Linked DNA regions of Homo sapiens: region 1 is linked to region 2. A link is a contact called in ENCODE Hi-C or POLR2A ChIA-PET data. All regions are on one chromosome and are shown on one strand. Each heading gives the region's core, a stretch centred on a gene start or an enhancer-like site at or near the end of the contact. The rest is flanking DNA. Distances are from core to core; before and after follow the strand shown. Region 1 holds the start of ANKRD54 (ankyrin repeat domain 54). Region 2 holds the start of CDC42EP1 (CDC42 effector protein 1).

Evidence for each region. Hi-C counts contacts between places; a loop is a spot of excess contacts on that map. ChIA-PET counts read pairs that join two places held with the same protein, here RNA polymerase II (POLR2A). Pooled maps may share reads with other maps.
Region 1: a pooled map shows a loop between it and region 2 (2.9-fold over the local background). The contact joins the promoter of ANKRD54 here to the promoter of CDC42EP1 in region 2. A Hi-C loop is called at or near these places in 1 of 50 pooled maps. POLR2A ChIA-PET finds 5 or more read pairs at or near these places in 2 of 52 experiments (PC-3 and activated T-cell).

What each region holds. Positions count from the first base shown.
Region 1 is chr22:37,842,833-37,846,065 of GRCh38, forward strand. It overlaps ANKRD54 (ankyrin repeat domain 54), which reads right to left and starts at 1,502. Exons shown (of 8, transcript NM_138797.4): 1 at 1,079-1,502. The coding sequence starts at 1,406. It overlaps MIR658 (microRNA 658), which reads right to left and starts at 1,539; the gene lies at 1,440-1,539. RefSeq lists a silencer at 973-1,672.
Region 2 is chr22:37,558,512-37,562,019 of GRCh38, forward strand. It overlaps CDC42EP1 (CDC42 effector protein 1), which reads left to right and starts at 1,969. Exons shown (of 3, transcript NM_152243.3): 1 at 1,969-2,077. RefSeq lists enhancers at 2,605-3,211, 3,212-3,508, 3,288-3,508.

The DNA of each region.
Region 1 (3,233 bases), core at 252-2,751, 280 kb after region 2:
TTCCATGTCACCCATGCATTGTAGAAGACAATATGGTAGATATACCAGAGGAGAAGTTTGAGTCGGGCTGACCCGGATTCTAATACCAGCAACAGCCACTTGCTATGTGACCTGGAATAAGACAATTTCTCTGAGCCTCAGTTTCCTCTTCAGTAAAGTGGGAACAATTTCTATGTCTCAAAGAGTTCTTGTGAGGACAGATGATCATGTATCAGCAGTGTTTGGGGCACAGCAAAGGCAGCATAACAGCTAAACATCCATTACCTTACTTAACTCATCCCATTTTACAGATGAGAAAACTAGGGCTGAGGCCGGGCCAGTGGCTCATGCCTGTTATGCCAGTACTTTGGGAGGCCGAGGTGGGTGGATCACCTGAGATCAGAAGTTCGAGACCAGCCTGGCAAACATGGTGAAACCCCATCTTTACTAAAATTACAATAATTAGCCGGGCTTGGTAGTGGGCGCCTGTAACCCCAGCTACTCGGGAGGCTGAGGCAGGAGAATCGCTTGAACCCGGGGGGCGGAGGTTGCAGTGAACCAAGATGGCGCCACTGCACTCCAGCCTGGGCAACAGAGCGAGACTCCGTCTCCAAAAAGATAATAATAATAAATAAATAAAAATAAAAAAATTTAAAAAGAAAACTAAGGTTGAAAGGGTCTATCATTTGCCCTAAGGTCTAACTGTGGTAAAGGAGTCCAAGTCCGTGCATTTAAACAAGCTGGTACGACTTGGCTGCAGGCTCTGGCCTCCCCTCTCCATGATAATAAAAGTGTTCCCCAGTACCTCATTTTATTATTCACCAATAAGCGTTCCGAGTCATGGGAAGTTTCCATTCAGAAATTACCCAGTGAGAGAAGACTGGGGTGACTGGCTCAGAGCAGGAAGACTTTCTAAAAAAACCATCATCACCATCGTTACTGAAAGGAGACTCAAGGGTCAGTGTGGCCCTCAGCGCAGACGTCGGGGGACCCCGGCTGAGGGTCGGGGGCGACCAAAGCGCGGCCACTGGTCCTCTGAGGCCCCGCCCCTCGCCCGGGCTGCCCCGCCCCGGGCCCCCGCGCCGCTCGCGCCGCTCACCGTGCACCTCCTTGCCCGTGGGCCCGAGCCGCCGGTGGGGCCTGGCAGCGCGCCTCAGCCGGCCAGCGGGTATCTTGCAGCGCAGCTCGTCGCGCGGCTCCGCATCCTGCTGCCACAGGACGTGCAAGTAGCGCAGCGGCGACTGGGCCCCGCCGGACGCCCGGCCCGAGAGGCCCGCGCCGCCGCCGCCCAGCGCAGACCCGAAGTCAGCGAAGGAGAAGAGGCCCTCAGCGTCAGTCAGCGGCTCCGGCGCCACCGCGCACTCGCCCTCCGAGCTCGAGTGGCCTGAGCGCGGCTCGTCGTCCGCGTCCCCGGCGGCGGCTGCCATGGCAACGGCTCCGCGCGGGCCTGGCCGCCTGAGCCTCGTTCCCGACCGACCAACGGACCTACTTCCCTCCGCCCTGAGTCGTGCTGTCAGCGAGCTGGCGGGCGGGCAGGGCCCGCAACCACGGCAACCGAGCGGGGGCGGGCTCAGGCCGAGACAGAGCGGCGAACCAATGACTACCCTTCCAGCTTAAACCGGTCCCAAAACCAATCGGAAAGGGAGGGCACAGTACAAGCAGGATAATTGGACAGGGTTTCCGGCAACGTGACTGACAGACATTGTAACCAATTACAAACTTGAAGTGACCTTGGCTTTCGCTGTACGTCGCTACCGGAGCCAGTAAAACAGCATTTCAGACGCTTTTTTTTTGCGACGGAGTCTCGCTCTGCCGCCAGGCTCGCGATCTCGGCTCACTGCAACCTCCGCCTCCTTGAAGCAATTCTCCTGCCTCAGCCTCCCGAGTAGCTGGGACTACAGGCGCGCGCCACCACGCCCAGCTAATTTTTGTATTTTTAGTAGAGACGGGGTTTCACCATGTTGGCCAGGATGGTCTCGATCTCTTGATCTCGAGATGTGCCGGCCTCGGCCTCCCAAAGTGCTGGGATTACAGGCGTGAGCCACCGCGCCCGGCCTTTTTTTTTCTTTTTCCTCTCCATTTCCCAGTCTAATGAGAAAACAAGCAGATACCTTAGCAAATCAGATTAAGATGATTTGCAGGCACTCACAAAGGAAAATGAAGAAGCCACGCCATCCATGTAGATATAGATGTTGTAAATCAATGAACGCAAAAAAAAAAAAAAAAAAGAACTTCCCACAAATGCATAATGTACGTGGGAAAGGGAAAATGTGTTGAAATTTGGAGATACCACTACAAACTGTGAGTAATAGTGTCTAAATGCAATGGATTTCCTTTAGTCAGAGTTCTCTAGGTAACCCCGACGTAGATGACTGATCTACAAAGATTTGTAATACAAAGTGATTACATTAGAGCAATAGTTTAGTTCGACAGCCAGTCACTGAGCCAGGTAACTGCTAGGTCCTGGACACAGGATCAGACTTGGTGCCCCTGAGATGCTCACAATCCAATGGGAGAAGACCAGGAAACAAATAAGTGTTCCTCAAGCAACATTTCATGGGTGCACGTTTTCATAAAACTTCTCACAATCCCGTACCCCACAAGCACTTCTATAAAGTAGACAAGAAGGACCATCCCTATTTTATAGGTGAGGAGTTGAAAAGCAGAGGGAAGAGACTCATTCACAGTTGCCCAGCTCTCACCGGACCAGGTCTTGTGTCCTGGCAAAAGTTCTTTCCATATATAAACCCTCCCACTCAACCCAGTTAAAATGTAATCTTTCCGCACGGTGGGTCACGCCTGTAATCCCAGCACTTTGGGAGGCCAAAATGGGCAGATGACAAGGTCGGGAGTTCAAGACAAGCCTGGCCAACATGATGAAACCTCGTTTCTACTAAAAATACAAAAATTAGCTGGGTGTGGTGGCGCACGCCTGTAATCCCAGCTATTCAGGACACTGAGGCAGGAGAGTAGCTTGAACCTGGGAGGCAGAGGTTGCGGTGAGCTGAGATCGCACCATGGCACTCCAGCCTGGGTGACAGAGCGAGACTCCATCTCAGAAAGAAACAAAAACAAAAAAAAGGCCTGGCGCTGTGGCTCACGCCTGTAATCCCAGCATTTTGGGAGGCTGAGGCAGGCAGATCACGAGGTCAGGAGATTGAGACCATTCTGGCTAACATGGTGAAACCCCGTCTCTACTAAAAATACAAAAAAATTAGCCTGGTGTGGTGGTGGGCACCTTTAGTCCCAGCTAC
Region 2 (3,508 bases), core at 719-3,218:
TTACAGGCACCCGCCACCACGCCTGGCTAATTTTTGTATTTTTAGTTGAGACGGAGTTTTACCATATTGGTCAGGCTGGTCTCAAACTCCCAGCCTCAAGTAATCTGCCCACCTCAGCCTCCCAAAGTGCTGGGATTACAGGCGTGAGCAACCACGCCGGGCAACAGTCAGTCTTCTAAATGTACACCTGCCAGTGCTGCCTGCTGGCTCACTGTCCTGATGCTGTTCCAGTTCTCCATGGGACAAAATACTCCTGGGCCGGCCCCCAGGGAAAGAGTTCCTACTGCTGTGCCACTTGAGCAAATGCTAGAATGCTTTGTGCCTCTGTTTCCTCATTTGTCCAGCTGCAGAAATAGCTCCTTCCCTTGGTGGCCAGCATGGGGATTCAGGGAGCCAGTGGAAGAGGCCTAGCCCCTGGGTGAACAGTAAAGACCTTGTCTCCTCCACCTGCGGGTAAATACAGCTCCTCATCCCCGGCCACAACAGCGCTCAGCCAGTCTCCTTCAGCCGGGTTTGCCTCCGCTGCAGGGTCCTCCACTCCCAGCCTTTGCTGTGCTGTCCCTTGCCAGCTGTGCACTGTGCATTTCCACTGCCCTTCCCTCTGCCTACACGTCCTTTAAGACTTAACTCACAACCATGCAGTGGCTCACACCCATAATCCTAGCACTTGAGGAGGCCAAGGCAGGCGGATCACCTGAGGTAAGGAGTTCAAGACCAGCCTGGCCAACATGGTGAAGCCCCCTCTCTACTAAAAAATACAAAAATTAGCCGGGCGTGGGTGGGTGCCTGTAATCCCAGCTAGTCCGGAGGCTTAGGAGGGAGAATCGCTTGAACCCGGGAGGTGGAAGCTGCAGTGAGCTGAGATCATGCCATGGCACTCCAGCCTGAGCAACAGAGAGAGACTCCGTCTCAAAAAAAAAAAAAAAAAAAAAAAAAAAAAAAAAAAAAAAAAAAAGAGAGAGAGAGAGACTTAACTCAGGTATCATCTCCTCTAGGAAGATTTCCTGAGCCCCCAGGCCCTGCAGGAAGTATTAGGGACCTCTCTGTGCCCTGACAGCCCGAGGACTCTATAGTCAGATGGGAGTAGTCAAAGGAGGGCACAACAACGGGAGGCAGGGGCCAGAGATCTATCTCCCCTCCTTGAGGATGGCACAGGGTCCCGGGTATGGCTGATTCCCTGCCCTCCATGGAGGTGGGCGGGGTGGGGGGAGGGTCTGTAAAGTCTCTGAGATGCGACTTCATTTACCTGCCGAGCAAGCCTCCTAGGTGCTCTTGGAGCAGGAAACACTTCACACAACATCTGATGCTGCTATTATCTATCCCACTTTCAGATCAGGAAACTGAGGCAGAGAAAGGTAAGTAGTGACTGAGGCAGGACAGGAGCCCAGGCTGTCCGGCTCCAGGGTCCCGGTCTTGACGGCCACTCTACCCCACTCTACCAGTCGCCCCAGTATGGCTGTCTTCCTCCTGGGCACCGCGGGGCCTGTACCGGATGGAAGGGAATGAGAATGGGGAGCAAAGGAGTGGGCATGTCATGCCTGTAAACATCAAGGTTTAAAGGCCCAGGCATTCAAGGCCTCAGATCGAGCTTCCCGGTTCCCCGAACTCCCGCAGGGCGCGGCTGGAGGGCCCAGGAGGGAGGAGAGTTCATCAGGCCTGGACGCCCCAAGCAAGGCCACGAGGGGAACCGGTGGAAGAGGGGTTGGCGGCCGGGGACCGGAGTCGCCTCCCCGGGGCAGCCCGCACGTTCCCCGGCTGGCCTTGTCCGGGGTGGCGAGCAGAGGCCTGGCCTGGCCCCCCAGCCGCGTCCCTGCCAGCTCTCGGCGGCCGCGAGGACGGTGCCGGGGAGGGGGCCGGGGAGGGGGCCGGGCCCCGCCCGCGGGCGGGAGGAGACGGGCGGGAGGCGGGAGCGCCCACACCCCGCCCCCGCCCCCGGATCCAGCCCGCGGAGCCCGCGGCCAGGGCGGCGCAGACCGGCCCAGCGACTCTCCCGGGCTGCCAGCCGGGACGCGCGGCCGCCGCCGCTGCAGACGACGAGTCCGCCCTCGTCCCGCGCCCCCGGGGCTCGCGGAGCCAGGTAACAGCCCGGGCGCGCGGGTCCTCGGGGCGGAGGCCGTGGAGGCCGGCGGGTCCCGGCGCCCGCGGGGACTCTGCACCCTACTAGGCTCCCGGGGCCGGAACGGGGACGGGACCCGCCCGGGAGAGGCGCCCCCGGGTGCCCACAGGAAGGCCGGGCGCGGCCGCGGAGCCGCGCGAGGAAACTCCGAGCTTTCGGGCTTCGTGTCCCGTTCCAGGCTGGTGGAGGGGGCAGAGGATCGGACACGGCTGAGCGGCCAAAATGCGCGAGGAGGGGGCGAGCCGAGGGGCAGAGCGGGGGCTGTCTCCGCGCCTTCCTGCGCGGGGGAAGGAAGGGCCGGGGCGGGCAGCGGGCGACGCGGCGGAATGTCTCCCCTCCGCCGAGGCCCACGCGGAGAGCGGGAAGTGGGGGGTGGGGGGCCCGGGGAGATGGACAGGCACCCTGCCCCCCTCCCCGACCGCCGCATTCCAGGCTGGAGCCGCGGATGAGGTCATCCCGTCCGGTTCCCCTCCGGCCAAGACAGCCGGTCGTCCCCTTCCCCCGCGGAGCGACCCTCCGCGTCCTGAGCCCCGTCCCCCCAGGGAATGTTGGATGGCCGAAGTCTTTCCCGGACTTCCAATCCCGGCCGCCCTCCAGATTGTTCTGCCTTTGCCCCAGCAGTGCCAGACCCGCAACATTCGAAGCCCTTTTCCTAGACCGGGAAACTGAGGCTTAGAGAGTAGGGGGGACTGGCCGGGAGGCCGCAGCGGCACTAAACGTGGCGCGGGGACCCGAGACGCGGCCCGCAGCCGCTCCGTCTCGCTCGGTCCCGGGCTGGTTCGGCTCTAACTCGGGGCGGTGGGCACGAAGCGCGTCTCCTTTCCACTTTCCCCGTCGCTCCCTAATGGCCCACGGTGCCCCCCTTGGAATACGGAGGACCGGGTCCCCTAGCGCGACTGCGAACAACTAGCTACCCCGTTCTGGCCTCAGTTTCCCCGTCTCTCCACCTTGAAGCGTCTGGACTTTGAGGAGCAGGAGAAGTCAGCCGACCGGTTTAACCCCTTATTCCAGGGACCAGAGCAGGTTTGGGGGAGCTGCCGTAACCATGACAGGGACCCGCTGTCCAGCGGTGGGGGGGGGCGTCACCCAGCTGGATGCCCGCAGGAAGTGGGCTGTGTGCACCCGAGCAGTGGCCTCCAGGATGAGACGTGGGCCCCTGGCCAGCACTGCGGCCTGCGGGTGACCCCCAGGTGAATGCCAGGGTGCAGCCGCCCCCGCTCTCCTTCAGACCCGCCCTTGGCCTCCCCGCGACCACATGTGCCTCCACAGCGACCCCTGTTGGCCCGATCCCGGCTCCAAAACTTGTTCTTGCGTCATTCCCACCATTGAGTGAGCTCAGGCCATGTGCCCAGGCCCTGACTATCCTCTATAGGGTAAATATAAGGACTCCAA